Regions from separate parts of the Homo sapiens genome. Here region 2 is linked to region 1. Evidence: chromatin loops called from intact Hi-C (ENCODE). Cell type or tissue: PC-9. All regions are shown on one strand. Links, peaks and the distances in the headings refer to the core of each region. The heading gives the core; the rest is flanking DNA.

What was found. Peaks named below come from ENCODE experiments on the same cell type or tissue, not always from the same donor. Only the 100,000 strongest peaks of a DNase experiment are listed, where the experiment ranks them.
Region 2: it touches region 1 in a loop (2.5-fold over the local background); 3 of 110 quality-filtered maps call a loop at or near these places.

The regions. Positions count from the first base shown.
Region 1 is chr1:244,763,901-244,779,043 of GRCh38, reverse strand. It overlaps LOC107985372 (a long non-coding RNA gene), which reads left to right. Exons shown (of 5, transcript XR_001738568.1): 2 at 199-295; 3 at 3,872-4,005; 4 at 6,480-6,705; 5 at 7,532-7,779. Among named protein-coding and RNA genes, the nearest start is that of C1orf202, 40 kb to the right of the region's middle. In PC-9, for the core only: no CTCF peak of the experiment used is centred there; no DNase peak of the experiment used is centred there.
Region 2 is chr1:244,711,596-244,726,738 of GRCh38, reverse strand. No RefSeq gene overlaps it. Among named protein-coding and RNA genes, the nearest start is that of C1orf202, 12 kb to the left of the region's middle. In PC-9, for the core only: no CTCF peak of the experiment used is centred there; a DNase peak (open chromatin) is centred at 6,788.

The sequences.
Region 1 (15,143 bases), core at 3,530-11,529:
TGACTTGATATCAAGAGGCACTGTACTTTGGGAAGTCACTTACCTCTCTTGGGCCTAGGTTTCCCGATCTGTAGAAATGAGTAATAATTTATGTTTTTCTATAAAGCTGCTAAGAAGCTCAAATGAGATATTTATGAAAGTGCTTTGTAAACTGTACGCTGTAAAAACAAGTTACCTGTTATTGTCTTATCTTTGTAGAAATAACAGCAAATAAGTACAAGAAAGATGAGAGCGAGAGAGAGAGAGACCGTGAGCGCAAGAATTACACCCGGTATGGAAGACGACTCTAAATAATGTAAGTCTTAGAGGAGCCAGCCATCCTAGAGCAGATTCCCATAAAAATCAAACCAGGAAAAAATAAAGAAGAGAAGTTAAAGTTCATTGCTGGAAAACCATGTTTTTCTTTGAGCCCCTGTGGGAGGAGGTTATTATTTTAGTGCAGGAAGAGGACTATAATTCAGTTCTCCCAATCAGAGCCTTCTGATGCGTTACCATGATTCACAGGCTATGACTCACACATTAGAATTCTCACTAGTACATTACCAATAGTTTATATTCCTTAAAAAGGAGGTAAGATGAAGAAGAGCGATTACATAATTGTTTTTATTTCAGCTTATACCTTGGGTTTATCTGACATGAAATTTCACAAAGAGGAAGTTTCTCTCCACTTGCAAAGAAAAAAAAACTCATTACTTTATTCAGAAATCACATTTCCAAAATGCTTGTTAACCTCAGTACTTTTGCTGTCACACTTGGTAAACTACTGTGAAGGAAATTAATTTCTTTTGTTATTATTATTATTTTATTTGAGACAGAGTCTTGCTCTGTTGCCCAGGCTGGAGTGCAGTGGCACAATCTCTGCTCACTGCAACCTCCACCTCCCAGGTTCAAGTGATTCTCCTGTCTCAGCCTCCCAAGTAGCTGGGATTACAGGCGCCTGCCACCACGCTTGGCTAATTTTTTGTATTTTTAGTAGAGACAGGGTTTCACTATGTAGGCCAGGCCGGTCTTGAACTCCTGACCTTGTGATCCACCTGCCTTGGCCTCCCAAAGTGTTGGGATTACAGGTGTGAGCCACCGTGCCCAGCTGTTATTATTTTTTTTTTTAAGAAACTGGGTCTTACTCTGTCACCTAGGCTGGAGTGCAGTGTTGTGATCGTAGCTCACTGTAACCTCAAACTCCCAGGCTCAAGCAATCCTCCTGCCTTAGCCTCCTGAGTAGCTGGGACTGCAGGCACACACCACCCCAGCTGGCTGATTTATTTATTTATTTAGATTTTTGTGGAGACAGAGGTGTCGCTTTGTTGCCCAGGCTGGTCTTGAACTCTTGGCTTCAAGCAATCCTCTTGCCTCAGCCTCCAAAAGCGCTGGGATTACAGGGGTAAGCCACTGCACCTGGCCAGAAATTAATTTTTTTTTTCTTTTTTTTTTTTGAGATGGAGTCTTGCTCTGTTGCCCAGGCTGGAGTGCAGTGGCACGCAATCTCGGCTCACTGCAACCTCCACCTCTCAGGTTCAAGCGATTCTCCTGCTTCAGCCTCCCGAGTAGCTGAACTTACAGGCACGCGCCACCATACCCAGCTAATTTTTGTATTTTTAGTAGAGACAGCATTTCACCATGTTGGCCAGGCTAGCCTCAAGTGATCCACCCGCATGGTACTCCCTAAGTGCTGGGATTATAGGCGTGAGTCACCACTCCTGGTTCAGAAATTAATTTTTCTAAGGTCAGCAATACAAATAAATCAGTGTGAAACACCCTAACCCATAAGATTTCTTCACTATCAATAGCCATTCTAAAACACATTTATTAGATATTTTTGAATTATGTTATTGTGAATTATATTTTTCAAAATTAAAAAAATCCACCAGTTCATCAAAACACAAGTAAATACTCTCTTTTCTACCACCCACTCATGTCCATCAAAAAGATCAATCAAATCTAATATAAACATCAAGCCAGATACACCAAAGTTATTAGAATGGCTGGGTGTGGTGGCTTATGCCTGTGCTTTGGGAGGCTGAGGTGGGAGGATCACTTGAGCCCAGGAATTTGAGACAAGCCTGGGCAACAGAGCAAGACCCCATCTCTACAAAATACACAAAAATTAGCTGGGCATGGTGGTGCATGCCTGTGGTCCCAGATACTCAGGAGGCTGAGGTAGGAGGATCACTTGAGACTGAGAGGTCGAGGCTGCAGTGAGCTATAATTGTGCCATTGCACTCCAGCCTGGGCAACAGAGCAATGAACATTTTATTTATTCCATTTCATTGATGTCAAGCTCACATAATCACAAATATTCTAATCTGGGAGATTCAAAACCTGTTGATGATCTGAACGTTGTCTAGATTCTATTTAAATGTCTCCTGCGGGCTGTAAAGCTACACACTTCCCGTGGAATAAAGACGTTTACGTGCTTTTTGAGTTAAACCACTTTGACTGCATTAGGCCAGGTCTACACTGACTTCACAGGATATTGAAATGATGATGATGATGAATGTTTATTACTTACCTGAGTAACTAAAGTGGTTTAGGCACTTTGCATGTATGTTTTTTATTTATTTATTTATGTTTTTGAGACATAGTCTCACTCTGTCGCTCAGGCTAGAGTGCCGTGGTGCAAACCCAGCTCACTGCCACCTCAACCTCCTGGGCTAAAGCAATCTTCCCACCTTACGCTCCCAAGTAGCTGAGACTACTGGTGCGCACCACCACGCCCAGCTAATTTTTTTTTTTTTTTTTTTTTTTTTTTTTGAGACAAAGTCTCGCTCTGTTGCCCAGGCTGAAGTGCAGTGGCACGATCTCGGCTCACTGTAACCTCCACCTCTCAGGTTCCAGCGATTCTCCTGCCTCAGCCTCCCAAGTAGCTGGGATTACAGGTATGCGCCATCATGTCTGCTAATTTTTGTATTTTTTAGTAGAGATGGGGTTTCACCATATTGGCCAGGCTGGTCTCAAACTCCTGACTTCATGATCTGCCCACCTCGGCCTCCCACAGTGCTGGGATTACAGGCGTGAGCCATCACACATGGCCCCGGCTAATTTTTTATTAGTAATTTTTTGTAGAGATTGTGTCTCACTATGTTGCCTAGGCTGGTTTTGAAATCCTGGGCTCAAGAAATCCTTTCGCCTTAGCCTTCCAAAGTGCAGATTACAGTCATGAGCTACCATGCCCAGCCTCATATACACATTTTAATTCATCCCTCAATACTGAGTTTGAGAAAACAGCCTCAAAGAGGTTAAATCATCTACCAATGGTTACTCAGCAAGTGGGTGGCTGAGCCGGAATCCTAAACCATGTCAATCTTTTCCCATCATATGACACAATGCCTAAATAAACGTTCTACCAAATGAAAGGCGAAGCTCAATGTGAAGAATTTTAACAAGGCACTGGATTCAGATCAAAATTTTAATTTGGAGCCCAAATCATTTAGATCAGTTCTCTGCCTTGGCTAACCTAATCGGTGGATCTCTACTTCAATGGGTGCCAGAGGATTGGGTCTCAACGAATATGCACTTGAAAAAACTAGAAGGAAAAAAAGTCCTTTGGGCAACATGTCTTCAAAAAAATCAACCAAAACTCCCTTTGGGGCTGTGGTTTTCCCACAGAATCAGAGAGGAATCAGGTCTTATATCAGTTTCTTGCTGCCCAGAAATTTCAAAGCAACAATGTTCAGAAGGAGACTCTGAGAAAGCACGACAGCAACAAAAATGGAAGGAACCAATGGCTGCAAGGTTCTTGCATGATGTGACCTCGGCTAGGTCATCTTTTCCTAGATCGATAGGTTTGGCACCTGCTGTGATTGGACTGGGCTCCTGTGCTTTTGGCAATAAGGGTCCCATAGCCAGAACTCACTGTTGTCCTTCCTTTCAGGAACTTCTCTTGAGGCAAAAGAGATGCCCCTCGAACTAACTGAGCTTTAACTTAATGGAACCCAGACAGGAGCTGCATGATCCAACTTCCTATCCAGGGATTCTGAGAGGCTGAACAATTCTAGCCAAGAAAACGTAAGCTTGTTGGAAGGAATTTATAGCAGTGTTATCTCCTAAGACATTCCACATGCCCACTCCCATCACCCCAGTAAAATATGTTGAATTGCCGGGTATGGTGGCTCATGCCTGTAATCCCAGCACTTTGGGAGGCTGAGGCAGGCAGATTGCTTGAGGCCACAAGTTTGAGACCAGCCTGGGAAACAGAGAAACCCGTCTGCCGAGACCAGCTTGGTTGTGGATACCCTAACCCAGTGGCACTAGAGGAATTAAAGACACACACACAGAAATATAGGGTGTGGAGTGGGAAATCAGGGGTCTCACAGCCTCCAGAGCTGAGAGCCCCAAACAGAGATTTACCCACATATTTATTGACAGCAAGCCAGTGATAAGCATTGTTTCTATAGATTATAGATTAACTAAAAGTATTCCTTAATGGAAACAAAGGGATGGGCTGAAACGAAGGGATGGGTCTGGCTAGTTATCTGCAGCAGGAGCATGTCCTTAAGGCACAGATCACTCATGCTATTGTTTGTGGCTTAAGAAGGCCTTTAAGCGGTTTTCTGCCCTGGGTGGGCCGGGTGTTCCTTGCCCTCATTCCGGTAAACCCATAACCTTCAGCATGGGCGTCATGGCCATCAAGAATATGTCACAGTGCTGCAGAGATTTTGTTTATGCCCAGTTTTGGGGCCAGTTTATGGCCAGATTTGGGGGCCTGTTCCTAACACCCATCTCTACTAAAATTACAAAAATTAGCCAGGCATTGTAGTACACACCTGTAATCCCAGATACTTGGGAGGCTGAGGCAGGAGAGTCACTTGAACTCAGGAGGTGGAGGTTGCAGTGAGCCGAGATCGCACCACTGCACTCCAGCCTGGGTGACAGAGCAAGACTCTGTCTCAATAAACAAACAAACAAACAAATAAATAATGTTGAATTGAAGCATAGTATACATTGAGAAAAGGGCATAAATCCCTAGTGGATAGCTCCATAAATTTTCACAAGGTGAACATACCTGTATAACCAACATCAAATCAGGAAATAAGACATTACCAATAACCAGAAGCCATTCAAGCCCCTTCTCTTTCTCTCCAGAGCAGACACTCTCCTGACTTTGTTACAGAATATATTAATTTTGCCTGAGTTTATATTTTATATAATTGGAATTCAATGTTGTACCTTGTGATGGTTAATTTTATGTGTCAATTTGACTGGGCCACAGGGAGCCCAGACATTTGGTTAAACCTTATTCCGTGTGTCTGTAAGGGTGTTTGTGGATGTGATTGACATTTGAATTGGTGGACTGAATAAAGCAGATTGCCCTTCCCAATGTTGGTGGGCCTCATCCAATCAGCTGAAGGCCTAAATATAACAAAAGGCTACTCCTCCCAAGAGTCAAAAAATTCCTCCTGCCTGATTGACTGTTTGTCCTGCCTTTGGACTCAGACTAAAACATCAGCTCTTCCTGGGTCTTGAGCCTACCAAACATTGGATCAAATCTTCATCATTGGCTGGGTATGGTGGCTCATGCCTGTAATCTCAGCACTTTGAGAGGCTGAGGCGGGTGGATCACCTGAGTTCATGAGTTCAAGACCAGCCTGGCCAACATGGTGAAACCCCATCTCTACTAAAAATACAAAAATTAGCCGGGTGTGGTGGCATATGCCTGTAGTCCCAGCTACTTGGGAGGCTGAGGCAGGAGAATCTCAGCCTCAGGAGGCGGAGGTTGCGGTGAGCTGAGATCATGCCACTGCACTCCAGCCTGGGCGACAGAGCGAGACTCTGTCTCAAAAAAACCCCCCAAAAACCAAAAACAAAAAACTTCACTAACAACTCTCCTGAGTCTCCAGCTTGCCAGCTGCAGATCTTGGGACTTCTTGACCTCCATAATTGTGTGAGCCAATTCCTTATAAAAAATCTCTTTATACATCTATTACTATGGTTTGAATATTTGTCCCCTTCTGAAACTTACATTGAAATTTAACCCCCAATGTGGCAGTATTGAGAAGTGGGGACTTTAAGAGGTGATTGGGTCATGAGAACTCTGCCTTCATGAATGGATTAGCCAGGCGTGGTGGTGGGTGCCTGTAGTCCCAGCTACTTGGGAGGCTGAGGCAGGAGAATTGCTTGAACCCAGGAGGCGGAGGTTGCAGTGAGCCGAGATCGCACCACTGCACTCCAGCCTGGGCGACAAGAGCAAAACTTTGTCTCAAAAATAAATAAATACAAATAAAAAAATAAATTACCCAGTTTTAGGTATTCTGTTCTAAGCAACAAAAAAATGGACTGAAACATCTATACCTATATCCATTCCCTATTAGTTCTGTTTCTCTGGAGAACACTAATACATACCCTGCTTGCTTTTACATTTTTACTTAATGTAATGAACAAAGTCTGCATTTATTAACAGACTTGAACTGAGCACCTACAGTATCTGGAGTACTTACCAAGCATCTGTCATGTCTTATAAATGAAATGTTTATTTTCTCCAGGATTATAATATTGATGAAATCAAAGCATCTAGAAGACCGTGCATTCCATTTTTAATCTAGCTGAGATGGCATAATTCATACCTCCTCAAATTTGGACAATTATAAATGACTCAACCAGCGAGTGCCAAATTCCACCTACACCCTGAGTATACCTGAAGCAACCACCGAAACCCAAGCTAATCGCCAGATGTATGCTCACTGAGTGGGTAACTTACCTAACCTTGAGGTGAGCTAAGAACCAAACACACTCACAGTTTAAAAAGAATGTTTTGGAAGTGGATTTTATTTTATTTATTTTTAGTTTTAGTTTTTTTGAGATGGAGTCTCACTCTGTCACCCAGGCTGGAGCTCAATGGCGTGGTCTCGGCTCACTGCAACCTTCACCTCCTGAGTTCAAGCGATTTTCCTGCCTCAGCCTCCTGAGTAGCTAGGACTACAGGCGCATGCTACCACACCTGGCTAATTTTTGTATTTTCAGTAGAGACTAGGTTTTACTATGTTGGCCAAGCTGGTCTCGAACTCCTGACCTCATGATTTGCCAGCTTCTGCCTCCCAGAGTGCTGGGATTACAAGCATGAGCCACCACACCCAGCCTGAAGTGGATTTTATGAATAAAGACTTTGTGGCTACCTGTTATCCTACAGAGTCTGATGTGGCCTTCACTTTAATACTTCCTCAAATAGATAGTAGTGAGATGGAAGAGGCAGGAGAAATATACATCTGGGGTCAGTGAGCCACCACACGCATTTCCATGATAATTCTCCATACTGGCCAATTGATCAATCATATATTGGAATATAATCCAAATGCTAGTCAAGGCCTCCGTGTCCATCTGGCTCCTGTTTGCATCTATCTCAAAACCTCACATTACCCTCCATAGAAATCTTGGCCCCTTCACTGGTTTCCACCAGAAATCCACCTAGACAGCTGTTTTTTGAGTTTTAATAGAATTTTACTCAGGGTTTGGGGGTACAGGCATCTCATTTTAATACAATGTACAGCATCCCTGTCTCATTTCTTATTCTCTTTTTGCTTTTCCTTTTTCTCACAAGCTCCATAAAGTACTCTCCTGATCTTCTGGCGAATAATTCAGCAAACGTCTTTCGTTGCTTGAGAATGCCCTGGGAGGCCTCCTTCTTATCCTCAGTAAGCTTGTCAGCATGTTTCTTCCAAGCACATATAGCACTTCCCCAGAGAGATCTAACAAAATAAAAAGTTTCCTCTTCTCATTATAACTTGAGTGATAACATGATTTCTATTGCTCAGCGTTAGTCTAGGCCCAGGGAGATATATAGGAGAATAGAAGATGATTCCTATCCTCAAGGCATTTAGAGTCCATGGAGAGATAATTACTAAGCATGAAATAGTTGGAAAATGCTTCAGTACCAGGCTATGTGGTAATGTCCATGCACTGGGCATTGAGAATAGTGCCAGGTCAGCTCAGCTCAGCCAGGGGAAAACCATCTTCAGGTGGGTGTGTGGGATGGGTTGAATTTGGTTTGGCTGCGTGGTGGGAGGAGAACAGTTCCGGGTAAGGGCACAGCATCAACAAAGTCATGAGTGTGGCAAGAAGGAGTGTGAGTGTGAGTACTGATGAGAAATAAACCTGGTTGAGAGAATGGAGTGAAATTATGAAGGGCCCTGAAAGCCAGACAGAGACGTGGACTGTGGGACCAGTGATAATGGAGATTCCCCAGCAAGTTCCTTGAGCAGAAAGTGACACACAGAAAAAATTGTCTGACAGCTGCGTACAGGATAAACTGGAGGGGAAAAGGGAGACCATCTGTTACAACCAAGCACTCAGACTGACATGTGGGTGTTTGGGATTAGGAGGGAAATGGGAAGGGAGATTGAAAGGTGAATCTGCTGGCCGGGCGTGGTGGCTCATGCCTATAATCCCAGCACTTTGGGAGGCGGAGGTGGGTGGATCACCTGAGGTCAGGAGTTCGAGACCAGCCTGACCAACATGGAGAAACCCTGTCTCTACTAAAAATACAAAAATTAGCCGGGCGTGGTGGTGCATGCCTGTAATCCCAGCTACTTAGGAGGCTGAGGCAGGAGAATCACTTCAATCCGGGAGGTCCACCTTATTGGTTGCAGTGAGCCAAGATCGCACCATTGCCCTCCAGCCTGGGCAACAAGAGCAAAACTTTATTTCAAAAAAAAAAAAAAAAAGGTGAATGCAAAAAACTTAAGCTTCACTGATCTGTAATTGGTCACAGGAATAAAGGAAAGGGGGAATGACTTGAGGGAGGCAGCCCCTCTCTGGATTCCAAGCCCTGCTTGGGATCAGAGGGCAGTGGCAGGAGGTGAAGGCTAAAGGTGCTTTTTAGTCTGGATGTTTGCGTTTCCCTCTGCATCCCTCCCTTCCTCTCCCGCTGTCATTCTCTCATCTTCTGTGTTCATTCTTACCGGGACATCTATACATGCCTCCCAGGTACAGCCCCCTGAGGTTCTGCTTAGCGAGGGATGAAGGGCTACCAATGACCCAGCAATAAATAGTAAGTGAATTTGTCTTGCATCGTGCCTGCAGGGGAATCTTTTCTAAGTTATTTAGAACCTTGAATTGTTCACTCTAAGGAAGGGCTTCTTAACCTGAGGACTATGGATAGATTGCAAGAGATCCATGGAGTTAGATAGGAAATTTACTAACCTTGAACTGAAATTGAGCATTATTATAAATCCAGGCAACAAACCACAGTAGCATTATCAGTCCCAGTGACTTGGTCACCATCAATGGAAATCACAGACATTTTTATATCATGTTACGGTTGTTTCAGAGAGCATGAACTATCTTCTGCACTTATTACTACTTTGCAATTTTAACAGTGAAACGAGACCTCCCACTTTATCTTGTTATTGAATGTGGTAATTTCTCACAAATATATGATTGATCAGAAATTTTAAAAATACTTTGGCCAGGTGAGGTGGCTCACATCTGTAATCCCAGCACATTGGGAGGGCAAGGTGGGAGGATCACTTGAGGCCAGGAGTTTGAGACCAGACTGAACAACACAGTGAGATCCCATTTCTACAAGAACTGAAAAGATTAGCTGGGTGTGATGGCACATGCCTGTAATCCTAGCTACTTGGGAGGCTGAGGTGGAAGGACTGCTGAAGCGATGATTGCACCACTGCACTCCAGCCTGGACAAGAGTGAGACCCTGTCTCAAAAAAAGAAAAAAAAAAGAAGGAAGGAAGGAAGGAAAAGAAAGGAGGAAAGAAAACGGGAAGGAGGCAGAGCAAGACGGCTGAATAGAAGCCTCCCAATTGTCCTCCCCACAGGAACGTCAAATTTGACAACTATCTACACACACACACACACACACACACACACACACACACACACACACACCCCTTCATAAGAATCAAAAATAAGGTGAGCAATCACAGTACCTGGTTTTAACTTCACATTGCTGAAGGAGATACTGAAGAGGGTAGGAAAGATAGTCTTGAACTGCTGACTCCACCCCTCCCCAATCTCCTAACAGTGGCCGTGAGGCACAAAAAGAGAACCTGTGTGCTTGGGGGAGGGAGAGCGCAGTGACTGGGGGACTTTGCATTGGAACTCAGTGCTGCCCCATCACAACACAAAGTAAAATCAGGCACAACTCAGCCAGCAACGGAGGCAGCATTTAGATCAGCCCTAGCCACAGGGGACTTGCCCATCCCAATGGTGGAAAGCCGACTTTTGGCAAATCTCGCCACCATGGGCTAAAGTGCTCTAGGATCCTAAATAAATGTGAAAGGCAGTCTAGGCCACAAGGACTACAACTCCTAGGCAAGTCCTAGTGCTGTGCTGGGCTTGGAACCAGTGGACTTGGGGGCACATGGCCTACAGAGACACAAGCCTGGGCAGCTAAGGGAGAGCTTGTGCCACTTATCCCCCGACCTCAGGCAGCACAGTTCACAGCTCTGAAAGAGACTTCTTCCTCCTGCTTGAGGAGAGGAGAGGGAACTTGGAAACCAGCTCAGCCACAGTAGCACAGGGCACAAGGTAGAGTCATGAGGCCTCCATTCCAGGCCCTAGCTCCTGGACTACATTTCTAGACATACCCTGGGCCAGAAGGGAAACTGCTGCCTTGATGGGAAGGACACAGTCCTGGCAGAATGCATCACCTGCTGACTAAGGAGCCCTTAGACCCTGAATAATCAGCAGCAATACCCAGGGAGTATGTCATGGGCCTTGGGTGAGATTCTGAGACGTGCTGGCTTCAGGCATGACCCAGCACATTTCTAACTGTGGTGGCTATAAAGAGGGACTACTTTTGCTTGAGAAAAGGAGAGGGAAGGGTAAAGGGGACTTTGTCAAAACCAGGCAGAACTCAGCCTAGGTATAATCTCAGCCACAGTGGGGTGTAGCACCAAGTGGGCTCTTGGGGCCCCTAATTCTAGGCCTTGGCATTTGGATGGCATTGCTGGATCTACCCTAGGCCAGAGGGGAGCCCACTTCCATGAAGGATGAGTCCTAGGCCTGGCAGCATTCACTACCAGCTGACTGAAGAGCCCTAGGCTTTAAGTGAGCATTGGTGGTAGCCAGGCTGTACTCCCCCTGGGTCCACGGTGGTGGTGGCCATGAGGAGAGAATCCTCTGCCTGTGGAGAGGGGAGAGAAGACTGGGAAGGACTTTGTCTTGTAGTTCGAGTGCCAGCACAGCTACAATAGGATAGAACACCAGGTAGGTTCCTAAAGTTTCTGACTCCAGGTCCTGGCTCCCAGATAGCATCTCTGGACCCACCTAGCACCTGGGGGAACTTGCCGCTCTGAAGGGAAGAGCACAAGCCTGGCTTCACCACCCACTGACTGTAGAGCCTTAGGGCCTTGAGCAAACACAGGTCGTAGCCAGGCGGTGGTTATAGCAGGCCACGGGTGGGACCCAGAGCTGCGCTGGCTTCAGGTCTGACCTGGTGCAGTCACAGTAGTGGTGGCCACAGGGGTGCTTGTGTCACCACTTCCCCAGCTCCAGGCAGCTCAGCACAGAGAGAGACTCTGTTTGTTTGGGAGAAAGGTAAGGAAAGAGAACAAGAGTCTCTGCATGGTAATCTAGATAATTCTTCCAGATCTTATATTCAGTACCACCAAGGCAGTACCTCTAAGAGTCTGTGGTTACCTCTAAGAGTAACCACAGTGTTACTGGGCTTGGGGGGCCCCTAAGGCAGATATGGCTGTAGTGACCAAAAGCTTAGATCACAACACTCAAGTCCCATCTGATATGCACAAAGCCTTCCTAAGAAGGACAGGTACAAACAAGCCCAGACAGTGAAGATTATAATAAATACTAACTCTTCAATGCCCAGATACCAATGAACATCCACAGGCATCACGACCCTGCAGGAAAACATGCCCTCACCAAATGAGCTACATAAGGAACCAGAGACCCATCCTGAAGAAGCAGAGATATTTGACTTTTTGGACACAGAATTCAAAACAGCTGTTTTGAGGAAACTCAAAGAAATTCAAGAGAACACAGAGAAGGGATTCAGAATTCTATCAGATAAATTTAACAAAGAATTGAAATAATTAAAAAGAATCAAGCAGAGATTCCGGACCGGAAAAATGCAACTGGCAAACTAAAGAATGCATTAGAGTCCTTTAATAGCAGAATTAATCAAGCAGAAGAAAGGATTAGTGAGCTCGAACACAGGCTATTTGAAAATATACAGACAGAGGAAACAAAAGAAAAAAAGACTGAAAAACAATGAAGCACACTTAAAAGGACCTAGAAAATACCTCTGAAAGGACAAGTCTAAGACTTATTGGCCTTAAAGAGGAGGCAGAGAGAGAGAGATGGGGTAGAAAGTTAATTCAAAGGGATAAAAACAGAGAACTTCCTAAACCTAGAGAAAGATATTGATATCCAAGTACAAGAAGGTTATAGAACACCAAAGAAGACGACCTCAAGGCATTGAATCATCAAACTCCCAAAGGTCAAGGAAAAAGAAAGGATCCTAAAAGCAGCAAGAGAAAAGAAACAAATAACATACAATGGAGCTCCAATACATCTGGCAGCAGACTTTTTAGTGGAAACCTTACAGGCCAGGAGAGAGTGGCATGATATATTTAAAGTGCTGAATAGGCTGGATGCAGTGGCTCACGCCTGTAATCCCAGCACTTGGGAGGCTGGGGGGTGCGGATCACCTGAGGTCAGGAGTTAGAGACCAGCCTGACCAACATGGAGAAATCCCATCTCTACTAAAAATACAAAATTATCCAGGCGTGGTGGCATACGCCTGTAATCCCAGCTACTTGGAAGGCTGAGGCAGGAGAATTGCTTGAACCTGGGAGATGGAGGTTGCAATGAGTTGAGATCAAGCCATTGCACTCCAGCCTGGGCAACAGGAGTGAAACTCTGTCTCAAAAAATAAAAAATAAAAATAAAGTGCTGAAGGATAAAAGAGTTTTATCCTAGAATAGTATATTTGATGAAAATATCCTTCAAACGTGAAGAAGAAATAAAATATAATCCCAGTACTTTGGGAGGCCGAGGTGGGCAGAACACGAGGTCAAGAGATGGAGACCATCCTGGACAACATGGTGAAACCCTGTCTCTACTAAAAAATACAAAAATTAGCCGGGCATGGTGGCACGCGTAGTCCTAGCTACTCGGGAGGCTGAGGCAGGAAAATCACTTGAACCAGGGGGCAGAAGTTGCAGTGAGCTGAGATCGCACTACTGCACTCCAGCCTCATGACAGAGTGAGACTCTGTCACAAAAAAAAAAAAAAAATGAAAGAATTGAAAGAATATCAAGTATTTTCTCTGACCACAATGAAGTAAAACTAGAAGTCAACGACAGGAGGAATTTTAGACACTATACAAACATATGGAAATTAAACAGTATGGTCCTGAAGGACCAGTGGGCCAATGAAGAAATTAAGAAGGGAATCGAAACATTTATTGAAACAAATGATAGTCGAAACACAACATACCAAAACCCATGGATACAGCAAAAACAGTACTAACAGGGAAGTTTATAGCTATAAGTGCCTATATAAAAACGAGGAAAAACTTGGAATGAACAACCTAAAGATGCATCTTAAAAAATCAAAAAAGCAAAAGCAAACCAAACTCAAAATTAGTAGAAGAAAAAATATTATAAAGATCACAGTAGGCAAGGTGCAGGGGCTCATGCCTATAATCCCAGCAGTTTGGGAGGCAGAGGCAGAAGGATGGCTTGAGCCCAGGAACTCCAGACCAGCCAGGGCAACATACTGAGACCCTGTTTATACAAAAAAAATTTTTTAAACTAAGCCGAGCATGGTGGCACATGTCTGTAGTCCCAGATAATTGAGGGGCTGAGATGGGAGGATGACTTGAGTCTGGGAGGTTGAGGCTGCAGTGAGCTGTGAGTGTGTCAATACACTCCATCCTGGGCAACAACGTGAGACTATCTCAAAACAAAACAACAGAAATAAATAAAATTGAAATGAAGAAAACAATACAAAAGATCCATGAAATGAAAAGTTTGTTTTTTTAACAAGATAAACAAAAATAACCAACTTTAGCCAGACTAAGAAAAAAGAGAGAAGATACAAATAAATGAAATCAGAGATTAAAAAGGAGACGTTACAACTGATACCACAGAAATTCAAAGGATCATTAGAGGCTACTATGAGCAACTATGTGTCAATAAATTGGAAAATCTAGAAGAAGTGGATACATTCCAGACACACCAAGATTGAACCATGAAGAAATTCAAAACCTGAACAGAACAAAAACCAGTAATAAGACTAAAGCCGCAATAAAAAGTCTCCCAGCAAAGAAAAGCCTGGGACCTGATAGCTTCACTGCTGAATTCTACCAAACATTTAAGGAAAAATATTACCAATCCTACTCAAACTATTCTGAAAATTAGAGAATACTTCCAAACTCATTCTATGAGGCTAGTATTATCCTGCTGCCAAAAACAAACAAACAAACAAACAAACAAAAAAAGTAAAGAAAAGAAAACTACAGGCCAGTATCCCTGATGAAGACTGATGCAAGAATCCTCATCAAAGTACTAGCAAGACCGGGTGCAGTGACTCACGCCTGTAATCCCAGCACTTTGACAGGCTGAGGAGGGCAGATCACCTGAGGTCAGGAGTTCAAGACTAGCCTGCTCAACATGGTGAAACCCTGTCTCTACTAAAAATACAAAAATTAGCTGGGTGTGATGGTACACGACTGTAATCCCAGCTACTCAGGAGGCTGAGACAGGAGAATCGCTTGAACCCGGGAGGCAGAGGCTGCAGTGAGCCGAGATCTGAGATTGCACCACTGCACTCCAGCCTGGGTGACAGAGCAAGACTCTGCAGCACCCCCCTCAAAAAAAATACTAGCAAACTGAATTCAATAACACATTTTTAAAAATTAGCCAGGTGTGGTAGCATGCACCTGTAGTCCCAGCTACTTAGGAGGCTGAGGCAGGAGGATCACTTGGGCCCAGGAAGTGGAGGATGCAGTGAGCCAAGATTGCGCCACTGCACTCCAGCCTGGGTGACAGAGCGATACTCTGTTTCTAAAAGAAAAAGAAACAAAATGGATTAAATATTTACATTTTAGACCTCAAACTATGAAACCGCTGCAAGAAAACAATGGGGAAACTCTCTAGGACATTGAACTGGGCAAAGAAAACAGTCAACAAAGTGAAGAGACAATCCACCAAATGGGAGAAAAATGTTTG
Region 2 (15,143 bases), core at 3,224-11,223, 52 kb after region 1:
GCTACTTTCATGGCTGTCTTCCTGGGGTCTAGCTGCCTTTGGATCAGGGGTCCTACCCTTGGTCCAAACCCCTAGTTAAGAGAAGCCTAGTACTGCTTTCCTGAAAAGGCAGTAGGGGTGTGCTGGGTGCTGCAGAGTTTTCATTAGAATAGACTGTTGGGTAAGACAGGCCCCGTGATTGACATGTTCAATTTGAGTTAGTAAAACTCATGGCTATCATTGTGTTTAAGCCCTGAGAGGTGCCCAGCCAGAAAGAAGGAGGATGTCTTCAGCAGTTCTGCACCCTGAACTCTATGAGATGGGGTTTCTAGAACTGCTTCTGCCCTAACAGGTGGCTTGGCCCTTCCATCTTGCTTCCCCTCTTTCTAATTAACAATAAATTTTGGCCAGGCATGGTGGCTCACACCTGCAATCTCAGCATTTTGGGAGGCCAAGGTGGGAGGATTGCTTGAGGCCAGGAGTTTAAGACCAGCCTGGGCAACAAGGCAAGACCCCATCTCATTTTAAAATAATCAACCAATCTTTTTCTTTAACTATAACAACGACAGCATGACTCCCGTGTTCACTGGCTGTTCTTAGGTGATCTGCATATAGTTTTGTGAGTTTGACAGGACAAGGAGTCTTACTATGTATATATATATTTTTGAGACAGAGTCTCACTCTGTTGTCCAGGCTGGAGTGCAATGGCGCCATCTTGGCTCACTGCAACCTCCGCCTCCAGGGTTCAAGTGATTCTCCTGCCTCAGCCTCCCGGGTAACTGGGACTACAGGTGTGCACCATTATGCCCGGCTGATTTTTGTATTAGTAGAGACGGGGTTTCACCATGTTGGCCAGGCTGATCTTGAACTCCTGACCTCAGGTGATCTGCCCTTCTCAGCCTCCCAAAGTGCTGGGCTTACAGGTAGGAGCACCGGCTCTTGCTATATTTTAAAATAAGAATACAAGGCTCAGAGAGGTTGTACTAACTTCTAATGACCAAACAGCGATTTGGAAATATTTCTTATTTCAAGTCCAGTGCAATTTGTGGATCAGAAAAGCTGTGATGGCAGAAGGCCTTTGCAAATAGGAAATCATGTTTATAAGTTTCTGGTACATGGTTGGTGTGCTTATTGAGTGAATGAGCCAATGAAAGTACCTCAGGGAAATTGGGAAACCTTCCTTCCTTTGAAAACTCTTTTTTCCCCAAAGGGAGAATGTCATCAACTTCAGAGCTTGAAGGCAATTCTTTTTCTATTCCACGTACAGCAGGAAAGACACCAAAGGCTATGTCACACAATTTTGAGAACCCATTAACTCCACAAAGTGAGACAACTTGGTACATGAGAGTTTCTTTCTTTTCTCGATATGGTTTATTTAGACTTCTGATCTTGAAGGAAAAAAAGTACTATCTGTGCTGAATTAAATGGATCTAGCCAGCTTGTGGCTGGGGATGAATGAAGGGCCTCGGACTAGCAGGACTGGGGCTCCCCACTGACTATGGGACCCAGGGCCTGGTGGGCCTGAGCAGTCTTGCGTGGTGGTCTTGGGGACCTGAAGGAAGGGGCTTGTGGGGGACAGGGAGCCCCATCTCACCTCACCCCCCAGTGTCTTCGTGAAGAGGGATGTCAGCCTCTAGCAGACCAGTATCCTAAGTATCTGGGTGGTAGTGGCTGGCAGAGGGGGTCACTCATGTGGGAATGATGGGTCCAATCTATGATGCTGGGGTTCCTTGGAGAAAAGAATTCAGGAGACACTTTGAACTGTAGCGTCTGAAGGAAAAGGGGAGGTTGGTGGTACGCTGGGTTATCACTGATGAGCTCAAGAGGAGAAGCCTCATCTCTGCCAATAACTGGTCAGAGTGCTTGCTCTGCCACGGTCCTCCAAGGTACATACATACATAGGGCTAAGTCCTGGTGGTGAGGCAGGCTTCTGCCCCTGGGGAGAGAGGTAAGATTTAAGGCAGCCCAACATTTTTATTTATACAGGTACAGGTAGACCTTAGTTTACACAGCACTAGGTTCCTAAGAATTACTATGTGACTTGAATTCTTCTTTTTTCTTTTCTGTTTTTTTTTTTTTCTTTTTTGAGTCACTTTCTTTTTTTGTCACTCAGGCTGGAGTGCAGTGTTGTGATCTCAGCTCACTGCAACCTCTGCCTCCTGGGCTCAAGCGATTCTCCTGCCTCAGCCTCCCGAGTAGCTGGGATTACAGGCGCACACCACCACGCCTGGCTAATTTTTATATTTTTAGTAGAGACAGGGTTTCACCATGTTGGGAAAGCTGGTCTCAAACTCCTGGCCTTAGGTGATCCACCTGCCTTGGCCTCCCAAAGTGCTGGGATTACAGGCATGAGCCACCATGCCCGGCTGGTCCATTCCTTCTTCAGTGGACATTTGGGTGGTTGCTTCTACCTTTTGGCTATTGTGGATAATGCTGCTATGAACATGAGCAGACACATATCTCTTTGAGGCCCTGCTTTGAGGAACTGCTGTGTCCTATGGTGATGCTAGGTTTAATTTTTTGAGAAATCGTCCTTCTGTTTTCCACAGCAGCTGGACCATTTTACATTCCCACCAACAGTGAACAAGGGTTCCGTTATCTTCACTTCCTTGCCAGAACTTTTTGTTTTTAGCACTTTTTTTTTTCTGTATTTTTGGTAGAGACGAGGTTTCACTATGTTGGCCAGGCTGGTCTTGAACTCCTGGCCTCAAGCAATCCACCTGCCTCGGCCTCCCAGAGTGCTGGGATTACAGGCATGAGCCACTGCGCCCAGCCCCAATCTTCTCTGGAAACCTCTCTGAGAGTCCCTCCAGTGGACTCCACTCATGTCTCAGTGGCCAGAACACACCTCTAAACCAGACACAGCAGGGGGAATGGGATTAGCATTAATGGCCTAGCAACACCGACCTCTTCCCCTGGCCTGGAGAGAAGGTCAACCTCCCAGTCAGAGGAACAGCGGAGTAAGATTGGGGTTTGAGAGAATTCCAGTTCTTGCAGCTTGTGAGCGGTTTGACTTTGGAGGAGTGATTCAGCCACGCTGAGTCTCAATTCTGCAGCTCTAAAATATGGATAATATCTATATAGACTAGTATGAGGACTACATGAAAAAAATGCACATGAGAGGGCCTGGCTCATAGAAGGTGCTCACTTTTCCATTTCTTACAAGGTACCCAAGATGTGAAAAAGATCACAGGCTTCAAAGTAAGACTTGAGTTCATCTCCAGGCTCTTTGCTTTACCCAAGGCCAGTTATTTTCACTTCTGAATGAGGTTTATATGAGATGACGTAAAGGTGGGAAAGGTTCTCAGCAAATCCTGTTTTCCCTCCTTGGAGGCTCATACGCTTTACCAGAGAATTTGAGATGAAACGACCAAACAGGGAGATGTAGATGGGTCTGGGAAGAAGCTTCCCATGTCTGCTAACACAACTCCCCTCCCTCTCCAGCCTCCCTTATGTTCCTTTAAGCATGGGTGGCAGGTATCTGAGTCAGAAGCACCCAGGGAGTTGCTTGGCCTGGCCTGGTGGCTCATGACTGTAATCCCAGCACTTTGGGAGGCCAAGACAGGAGGATTACCTTGAGGCCAAGAGTTTGAGATCAGCCTAAGCAACAGTGAGACCCTGTCTCAAAAAATAATAATAATTAGCTGGGCACGGTAGTGCACACTTGTAGTCTCAGCTACTCAGGAGGCTGAGTTGGGAAGATTGCTTGAGTCAAGCAGGTTGACGTTATAGTGAGCTATGATCATGCCATTGCACTCCAGCAGCCTGGGAGATGCAGCAAGCCCCCATTTCCAAGAAAAGCATATTCCTGGGCTCCCTCCAGGCCTATTGACTCAGACTATTGGGGAGATAATGCCTATTGGAACCTGTGTTTTAAGAAGCTTCCCAGATGATTCTTAGGGATACAGTTTGGGGAACAGTTTGGAATGGGTAGGAATTGTAGGGGAATAGCCTCAGTGGACCACTGGCTAATTCTCTTCCGTCCCCCAGGCCCACCTCCTGGGAAAAGCAGGCCTTTTCCCAAGGCTGTGCCAAAAGTCTGCAAGCTGCCTGGGCACCTCTAGGCAGAACCAGTAGAAAGCGACTGTGGGGACCAGCAACATAGCAGGAAACTCAGATTCACAGAGGGGAAGTGTACTTGTTCACCTGTCAGGACTGGGACTATATCAGAAATTTCCTGTCTTCTATAACACCAGTAAATGGGGTTCTCCATGAAGCTAATGAAGTGCGAGCTCCACGGCCCTCACTGGCCAGGGCCCTAGAGTTCCAGGTGGGGAAGAGAAGCCTGGTGGCCATCAGGAAGGCTTTCCATGTGCACATTTCTGGTAAACTGCTTAAAGAGGTCCTAAAAACAAAACAAAGGGCGGGGCATGTTGGCTCGTGCTTGTAGTCCCAGCACTTTGGGAGGCTGAGGTGGGTGGATTGCTTGAGCCCGGGAGTTCAAGACCAGCCTGGGCAACATAGTAAAACTTCGCTTCTACAAAAAAATGCAAAAGTTAGCTGGGTGTGGTGGCACACACCTGTAGTCCCAGCTACTTGGGAGGCTGAGGTGGGAGAATCACCTCTGAGCCTGGGAAGTCGAGGCTGCTATGAGCTGAGATTGTGCCACTGCACTCCAGCGTGGGTGAGGGAGTGAGACCCTGTCTCAGAACAAAACAAAAGAAACTGAATGTCTGAGACTCCAGAAATTTGTTTTAATTTCTTTTCTCATTCTTAGACATGTATTGACTTTCATATTGTGTGAACTACAGACCATTCATCCTGCACACCAGTGATCTAAGATGATTATAAACTTAAGGCTGTTCCTTGCTCCCAAAATGCCCTTTTCTGAAGCAGCAAAGTGGGGAAGGGAAAGGCAACTCTGACACAGTGGCAGCTTCTAAGCATACTACCAAGCAAACCATCCCCAAAACAATTACCAATTATTGTGTGGTTTATAACAAGTAGAAGCAAAATATATGACAACAATTACACTATGAATGGGAGAGAGGAAACTGAAGTATACCATTTTAAGGCTCTAAAAATACACATGAAATATTAATAGTAAAATATTTGAATGTAGATAGTGGTAAACTAAACATGCATACTGTAAACTGTAAGCAACCACTAAAAAAACCCAACAAAGATACATAACCAATAAAGTAGATATAATAGAATACTAGAACATACTAAATCTAAAAGAAGGCGAGAAAAGAGGAACAAAAAACATAGAGGAAAAATTGTTAAAAAATAGTTGGTAGATTTAGACTCAATTGTATTGATAATCGCAGTCAATGTAAATGTCTAAGAACTCTAAGAGGCAGAGATTGGGCCAGGCGTGGTGGCTCATGCCTGTAATCCCAGCACTTTGGGAGGCTGAGGTGGGCGGGTCACTTGAGGTCAAGAGTTTGAGACCTGGCCAACATGGTGAAACCACGTCTCTACTAAAAATACAAAAAATTAGCCGGGCCTAGTGGACCGCGTCTGTAGTCCCAGCTTCTTGGGAGGCTGAGGCGTGAGAATTGCTTGAACTTGGGAGACGGAGGTTGCAGCGAGCTGAGATTACACCACTGTGTGTCAGGCTGGGTGACAGAGTAAAACTGTATCTCAAAAAAAAAAAAAAAAGATTGTCAGATTGAAATAAAAATGTAAGATCAAAATATGCTGTATTTAAAAAATGCACTTTATATATAATGATGTACACAGATTAAAAATGAAAGAATGGAAAAAAACTGAAAAAACACTAATCATAAGAAAGTTAGTGTCAGTATAGAAATATCAAAGTTGAGTTCGGAACAAGAAATATAGTCTAGGCGTGGTGGCTCACGCCTGTAATCCCAGCACTTTGGGAGGCCAGGGCGGGCAGAATATTTGAGGTCAGTAGTTTGAGTCCAGGCTAGACAACATGGTGAAACCTCGTCTTTACTAAAATACAAAAATTAGCCAGGCATGGTGGTGCATGCCTGTGATCCCAGCTACTTAGGAGGCTGAGGCAGAAGAATCGCTTGAACCCGGGCCTCAGAGGTTGCAGTGAGCCAAGATCACGCCACTGTACTCTAGCCTGGGCGACAGAGCAAGACTCCCTCTCAAAAAAAACAAATGAACAAAAAAACAAGAAATATAACCAAGGATAAAGTAGATTTTCATAATAAGTAAATGGTGAATTTGTCAAGAAGACATAATTCTAAATGTGTAGGCACCCAATAACAGAGATTCAAAACACATGAGGCAAAATTTGACAAAAACTCAAAATGCTGAAAATACTCCTTTTAAGATCAAAGTAGGCTGGGCGCGGTGGCTCATGCCTGTAATCCCAGCACTTTGGGAGGCCAAGGCGGGCGGATCAACTGAGATCAGGAGTTTGAGAATAGCCTAGCCAACATGGTGAAACTCTGTCTCTACTAAAAATACAAAAATTAGCCAGGCTTGGGGGTGGTGGTGTGTGACTGTAATCCCAGTTACTCAGTTACTCAAGCAGGAGAATCGCTTGAACCTGGGAGGTGGAGGTTGCAGTGAACCAAGATTGTGCCACTGTACTCCATCCTGGGCGACAGAGGGAGACGCTGTCCCAAACCTCCCCCCGGCCGCCTACCAAAAAATAAAAAATCTAGGCAACATTGTTTGGGAGGTCTTGGTCAAAGGCGTACACAAATTCTTTTTAAAGTTATATGGATTTGGGAGGAAGAAACAGAATTGTCATTTGCAGATGATACAACTAAGTAGAAAACTGCAAAGAATCTCAGATATGCTACTAGAACTAACAAGACAGCTTAGCAAGATCGTTAGATAAAACTCTGTCTATAAAAGTCAATTGCAACCACAGACTGGGAGAAAATATTTGCAAAACACATATCTGATAAAGGACTTGTGCCAAAATATACAAAGAACTCTTGAAACTCAAGAAAACAAACAGCCCAATTAAAAAGTAGGCAAAAGATCTGAATAGACACCTTGTTAAAGAAGATAACACAGATGGCAAATAAGCATATAAAAAGATGCTTAGTATCATATGTCCTTAGGGAATTGCAAAATAAACCCACTACTCACTTATTAGAATGAATAAAGTCCAAAACATTGAGAACACCAAATGCTGGCAAGGCTGCCAAGCAACAGGAACTGTCATTCGTTGATTTTGCATTTTGGGAATGCCAAATGGTATAGCTACTTTGGAAGACATTCTGGCAGTTTCTTATAAAACATGTTTAGTTTAATATGGTAAATTTATGTTTAAATTTTACTATACGATCCATCAATCATGCTCCTTGGTATTTACCCAAATGAGATGAAAACTTAAGTTCACACAACAATCTGCACATGAATTTTTTTTTTTTTTGAGATGGAGTCTTGCTCTGTCACACAGGCTGGAGTGAAGTGGTGCAATCTCGCCTCTTGGGTTCAAGCAGTTCTCCTGCCTCAGCCTACTGTGTAGCTGGGATTTTAGGTGCCCCGCAACCACACGTGGCTAATTTTTTTGTATTTCTCGTGGAGATGGGGTTTCACCATGTTGGCCAGGCTGGTCTTGAACTTCTGACTTCAAGTGATCTGCCCGCCTCAGCCTCCCAAAATGTTGGGATTACAGGCGTGACCCCCCCACTGCCCAGTCCTGCACATAAATATTTACAGCAGTTTTATTCATAGCTGCAAAAACTGGGAAGCAACCGAGATGTTCTTCTTCAGCAGGTGAATTGATAAAATGTGGTCCACATCCATATAATGGAATATCATCCAGTGACAAGAGAAATGAGCTGTCAAGCCACAAGACAAAGAGGAGCCATAAATGCATATTGTTGAGTGAAAAAAGCTAGTTCGAAAAGGCTACATACTCTTTGATTCAAACAATATGACATTCTGGAAACGGCAAACCTGTAACAGTAAAAAGATCAGTGGTTGCCGGGGTTGAAAATTGGGAAGGGATGAATGGGTGGAGCACGGGTGGTTTCTGGGGCAGTGAAACTACTCTATCATTTGTCATGTAGATATATGAACTATGCATTTGGCAAAATCCACAGAACCGTACAGCACAAACAGTGAACCCTAATGTAAACAATGGGACTTTAGTGAATAATAATGTGTGTGTGTGTGTGTGTATGTGTATATGTGTGTGTGTGTGTGTATATATTTGAGATGGAGTCTGGCTCTGTCGCCAGGCTGGAGTGCAATGGCACGATCTTGGCTCACTGCAACCTCTGCCTCCCGGGCTCAAGTGATTCTCCTGCCTCAGCCTCCCAAGTAGCTGGGACTAGAGGTGCGCACCACCATGCCCAGCTAATTTTTGTATTTTTAGTAGAGATGGGGTTTCACCATGTTGGCCAGGATGGTCTTGATCTCTTGACCTTGTGATCCGCCCTCCTCGGCCTCCCAAAGTGTTGGGATTACAGGCGTGAGCCACCGCGCCAAGCCATAATAATGTATTAATATTGATTCATCAATTAACAAATGTACTGCACTAATGCAAGATGTTAATAATAGAGAAACTGTGGGGAAGAGTGGTACGTGGGAACTCTCTGTATTATGTGCCCAATTTTTCTGTAAACCTAAATCTGCTCTAAAAAGTAGTATATTATTTTAAAAAGTCAATTGCATTTTTACATATGAGAAACAATGGATCAGAAAATATAAGAAATAAAAGATACTATTTATATTAGCAACAACAAAAAATGTAAGGATCCTAGGAATAAATCTAACAAAATACATGAAAACCCTTTATGGAGAAAGCTATAAAACTTTATTGAAAAACATTAAATATCAGTTCACATGGAGTGATATATATCTTTTTTTTTTTTGAGATGGAATTTCGCTCCTGTTACCCAGGCTGGAGTGCAATGGTGCTATCTCGGCTCACTGCAACCTCTGCCTCCTGGTTTCAAGCGATTCTCCTGTCTCAGCCTCCTGAGTAGCTGGGACCGCAGGTGCCCACCACCATGCTGGGCTAATTTTTGTATTTTTAGTAGAGACAGGGTTTCACCATGTAGGCCAGGCTGGTCTCAAACTGCTGACCTCAAGTGATCCACCCACCTCGGCCTCCCAAACTGCTGGGATTACATGCGTGAGCCACCGTGCCTGGCCAGAGTGATATATATCATGATCTTGGTAAAGACTCAATATCAGGCTGGGTGTGGTGGCTTATGCTTGTAATCCCAGCACTTTGGGAGGCTGAGGTGGGAGGATAGTTTGAGCCCGGGAATTCCTTCAAGACCAGCCTGGGCAAAAGAGTGAGACTCTGCCTCTACCATAATTAAAAACTGAAAAATATAAGGATGTTGATTCACTACAAGTTGATACATATATTCTTGGCCAGGCATGGTGGCTCATGTCTGTAATCCCAGCACTTTGTGAGCCTGAGGCAGGCAGATGACTTGAGGTCAGGAGTTTGAGACCAGCTTGCCCAACATAGTGAAATCCCATCTCTACTAAAAATACAAAAATTAGCCCGGCATGGTGGCAGGCGCCTGTAATCCCAGCTACTTGGGAGGCTGAGGCAGTAGAATCACTTGAGCCCAGGATGTGGAGGTGGCAGAAAGCCGTGATCGCACCACTGCATTCCAGCTTGGGTGACAGAGTGAAACTTCATCTCAAACAAGCAAACAAACAGAAAAACCAAAGTTGATATATATATGTATATATGTGTGTATATAGATATATATATATATACACACATACATATATATATACACACACACACACACCAGAATTCCAATATGTGTACACATGTGGGTGTTTTACTTGAAAAGCTGATTCTAAATTTATATGGAAGAGTAAAAGGCCAAAAAATAGCACGTAATAACTCCTGAATAAGGTAGGAGAACTTGCTCTACCACATAGTAAAACTTATAAACCTTCAGTAATTAAGATAGTGTGTCATTGGTCTGGAGAGAGTATTTAAATAGACTGATGGACCTACAGAGTCCAGAAACAGAGTCAAATATATATGGAAACTTGACTAATGGAAAAGTAGGAATTGTAGAACAGTGGCTAAAGGACAGACTATCCAGTGTATTGCGTTAGGACAAATAGTTATTCATACGAAAAAATTACATTGGCTCCCTACTTCACACACACACACACAATCAATTGTGGTTGAATTAAAGACCAATGCAAAAGACAAAATACTTAGAAAAAAATATAGGAGGGTCAGGCACCATCGCTCATGCCTGTAATCCTAGCACTTTGGGAGGCCAAGCAGGAGGATTGCTTTGAGGCCAAGAGTTCAAGACCAACCTGGCTAACAGAGCAAGACCCTGTCTCTTAAAATAAAAAAAAAAGAATATCTTTATGATTTAGAGGGAGAAACATCTCTTAAGATACAAGAATTATTTACTATAGAGAAAACTATTGATATATATATATTTTTTAAATTTTATTTTAAGTTCTGGGATACATGTGCAGAATGTGCAGGTTTGTTACATAGGTATACATGTGCCATGGTGGTTTGCTGCACCTATTAACCCATCTAGGTTTTAAGCCCTGCATGCATTAGGTATTTGTCCTAATGCTCTCCCTCCCCTTGCCCCCAACAGGCGCTAGTGTGTGATGTTCCCCTCCCTGTGTCCATGTGTTCTTATTGTTCAATTCCCACTTATGAGTGAGAACATGTGGTGTTTGGTTTTCTGCTCCTGTGTTAGTTTGCTGAGAATGATGGCTTCCAGCTTCATCTATGTCCCTGCAAAGGACATGAACTCATTCTTTTTTATGGCTGTAAAACTATTGATATTTTCGACTGCATTAAAATGGGCTTCTGTTTCTCAAAACACCTTATAGACAGTGAACAGACAAGTTTCAAACCGGGAGAAAATATTTGCAACTACAGAACTGTCAAAGATTAGTAGTCAAGATATGTGAAGAGACCCTGCAAATAAGAAGTAATAAATAATCCAGTAGAAAAAGGGACAAAAGCCTGGGTGAGGAGGCTTACGCCTGTAATCCCAGCACTTTGGGAAGCTGAGGCAGGTGGATCACTTGAGGTCAGGAGTTGGAGACCAGCCTGGCCAACATGGCGAAACCCCGTCTGTACTAAAAATACAAAAATTAGCCAGGTGTGGTGGCGGGCGCATGTAGTCCCAGCTACTCAGGAGGCTGAAGCAGGAGAATTGCTTGAACACGGGAGGCAGAGATTGCAGTGAGCCGAGATTGTACCACTGCACTCCAGTCTTGGCGACAGAGCAAGACTCTGTCTCAAAAATAAATAAATAAAATAAATAAATTAAATAAATAAATGGGCAAAAGATAAGACAAACGTTTCACAGAAAAAGAAAACTTAAATGGCCCAGAAACATATAAAGAGTCTAAACCTTATTAATAATCAGGAAAATGTAAATCAGAAACACAGCTAGATGCCAGTTTAATACCTACCAGATTGGCAAACATTAAAGACTTGGTCAGCATCAAGTGGCAAGGATATGGAGTAATGGAGACTAAAAGTTTCTGCTGGTAGGGGTGTCAAGTGTTACAGCCACTTTGGAAAATAGTTTTGATTGATGCTATGAAGCAGGAACTGTCAGATGATCTTTTAAATAATATATCTGGCAGGGTGTCAAGGGCTTTGATTTTTTCATCATGCACGTAGAAGAAAAGTGCACAGTCTTCTGATCTTTTCTTTCCTTCCTGTCTCCCTCCCTCCCTCCCTTTCTTTCTTTTTTCTTTTTTCTGGAGATGGAGTCTCACTCTATTGCCCAGGCTGGAGTGCAGTAGAGCGATCTCGGCTCACTGCAACCTCCACCTTGTGGGTTCAAGCAATTCTCCAGCCTCAGCCTCCTGAGTAGCTGGGACTACAGGTGTGCGCCACCATGCCCGGCTGTTTTTTGTATTTTTTTGGTAGAGACGGGGTTTCACCATGTTGGCCAGGCTGGTCTCAAACTCCTGACCTCGTGATCCATCCTCCTCGGCCTCCCAAAGTGCTGGGATTACAGGTGCGACCCACCGCGCCTGGCCTCATCTGTCTTTCAAGTGTGTGTAACTTTTAGGAATATGAAGATGTCATTTACAACATTATAACCAAGACAGCAAATTATCAAGACAAGCAGGCAGATAGAGGTTCTTTTTGGAGGTTATTTTCGCATGGTGGTTATTTGCACAAATATTTTTATTTATCAATTTATTTCCTAGAGTTGTAGGATTCTAACAAGACCCTGTTGCTCAAACAGAGTTGCAAATAGTGATGAATATACACATACATATCCACTCTTCATAGAACAAGACAGTTTTTATTTGAAAGTTCTTAACCAAATCAATCAGATTCTTTAGACCACTTTTGTGATACCGAGTGTCATCTTTCCCAGTGGCTGTGTGGGTGTCGAGCACCAGTTTTGATCTCTTTGACTCTTTTAGTTAATTGTAAAAAATATTTTGAAGGCCAGGCTCTAGAATTTCATTATACGACATTAGAAAAGAATAACTAGCTTGTGGAGCTGTTTGATTAGAAGATGGAGAGAGGGCTGAGTAAGACTTCATTTAATAAAAGTATAATGTCTTTTTTTCCACTTTAATAAAATTAAACCTGCACTTTCCTTACCATCTACCAATCCCATGTCTAGAGAAATCATTACATCTGCAGCAGGAGGTATGCATGATAATGTTCATAGGAGCATTGGTCATAATAGCAATAAAAACTGGCAATAGTCCAAATATCCGTTAGAGGTAGAATGTATGCATAAAATTGTGGCATATTAGTCCAACAGAAAACCACACAGGCCGGGCGCAGTGGCTCACGCCTGTAATCCCAGCACTTTGGGAGGCCGAGGCAGATGGATTACCTGAGTTCAGGAGTTCAGGACCAGCCTGACGAAAATGGTGAAATCCCGTCTCTACTAAAACTACAGAAATTAGCCAGGCGTGGTAGCGTGCACCTATAATCCCAGCTACTCGGGAGGCTGAGACGGGAGAATCGCTTGAACCTGGGAGGCGGAGGTTGCAGTGAGCTGAGGTCGAGCCACTGCACTCCATCCAGCCTGGGCAACGAGAGCGAAACTCTGTCTCAAAAAAACAAACAAACAAAAAACAAGAAAAACCCCACTATGTAGCAGTGAAAATGAATGAACTACAACTATACATATAATATGCATGAATTATAAAAATAATGTAAAAATTTAAAAAATAACTGAAATTTATGATTCCATTTCTATAAAGTTCAAAATAGGCAAAACCAAATCATATAGTATTGTCCAGGGATGCATATGTAGGCAGCAAAGGAACGATTACACAAAACTAGGATTGTGGTTACCCTTCCAGTGGGGGGAAGAGGAAGTGGCTGGGGAAGCCTACATGTGCTGCTGATGTTCTAGTTTGTATGCTGAATGGTTGTTCAGGGAGGTGTTCGTTTTATCACTTTTTAAATTGTACATATACTGGCCGGGCACAGCGGCTCATTCCTGTAATCCCAGCGCTTTGGGAGGCTGAGGCGGGCGGATCACCTGAGGTCAGGAGTTCGAGACCAGTTTGGCCAATATGGTGAAGCCCCGTCTCTACTAAAAAAAACAAAATTAGCTGGGTGTGGTAGCACGCGCCTGTAATCCCAGCTACTCGGGAGGCTGAGGCTGAGGAGAATTGCTTGAACCCAGGGGGCGGGGGTTGCAGTGAGCCAAGATTGTGCCATTGCACTCCAGACTGGGCAACAGAGTGAGACTCCGTCTTAAATAAAGAAACCAACCAACCAACATATACATTCTCTTGCATACATATTTCACAAGGCGTTATTTATTTATTTATAGAGACGGGCACAAATTCAGGTGAGCTTGTAGATTGGGAGATTGCCTAAATTGTCTCTGTATTTTCACTGAAGCGTAAAGCGAGGTTCTCAGCTGAAATGTGCGGGGAACGTGTGGGAGAGGTGAAGACGGAAGCTATGAGTGTCATCCAGGAGAGCAGAGGAGCAGGCTGACAAGGGACTATAGTAAACCATGGCGTGGTGTCATGTCCCCATGTGAGGTTTGTGGACAGGATGAGTAAACTGTAATCAGTCAGCCTAGTTGTGTGGTTTTTCTTCAGCAGCATTCAGCTCATCAGGCGCAGATGCAGAGAGGTCTCAGAACAGTACAGGGTTTGCCAGGCTATTAAAATGGAGAAAGGGGCATAGATCTAGAGGGTACTGAGAAGGAAATGATTGAATTATTGGCCATGGAATTTAGGCTGAGTGAAAGGAGAAACGAAGATGGGAGGGAGGTGATGTTAGGATTGATGGATTTGGGATCTTGATAAGTTGAAGACTTTTGGAATGTAGGGTACTAGCATGAGCTGGGAAGTTCATGGTTAGTGATGGTTAAAATTAAGATTTTTAGAAGTGGTTTAGAATGTTACTAGTGATGGGCCGGGCGCGGTGGCTCACGCCTGTAATCCCAGCATTTTGGGAGGCCGAGGCGGGCGGCTCACCTGAGGTCAGGAGTTCAATACCAGCCTGACTAACATGGTGAAACCCTGTCTCTACTAAAAATACAAAAATTAGCCGGGCATAGTGGCGGGTGCCTGTAATCCCAGCTACTAGGTAGGCTGAGGCAGGGGAATAGCTTCGACCTTGGAGGTGGAGGTTGCAGTGAGCTGAGATTGCACCATTGCACTCCAGCCTGGGCAACAGAGCAAGACTCCGTCTCAAAAAAAAAAAAAAAAAAAGAATGTTACTAATGATGAAAAGTTGAAGCCTTCAAAGAATGGCTGACATGAGATCAAGACATTGAATGGTTCTCAACTGAGGTCAGGCCTGCCAATCCCCTGCGGGATGAAATGTGGGGGATGCACAAGGACACGGGATGTTGCAGACTGTGGAGGGGGTAAAAGGCTGGTAACGTGCAGGGAGGGTGCAGAGATGCCATTAGGCTCATATTGCGGAGGATTGCCTAGCACGAGAATTGTCTTGCCCCAAAGGACAGAGCCCCAGTTAAGAAACACTGGGCTAGGGTACCGGACAGATCACCTACATGAACGTAAGTGGAGAGTGATGACAGGGAAATGCTGGAGACAAAGACAGTATGAGCAGGAAGAGGGACAATGAAGGGGAGTAGCTGGTAGAACTGGCTAGCACAGGTTTCACTGGAGCTGGAGGTTTTGAAGGGAAGAGGAGAAATTATTTCGAAGCAGCAATTGGGAGACGGAGGGTACACTTAAGGAGAGAGATTCTCAAGGGACAGCCAGGTTTCGGGTAAAGCAGAAAGGTCAAGAAACATTTGAAAAAATGGAGTCTTGGGTCATTTGCCTGTCAC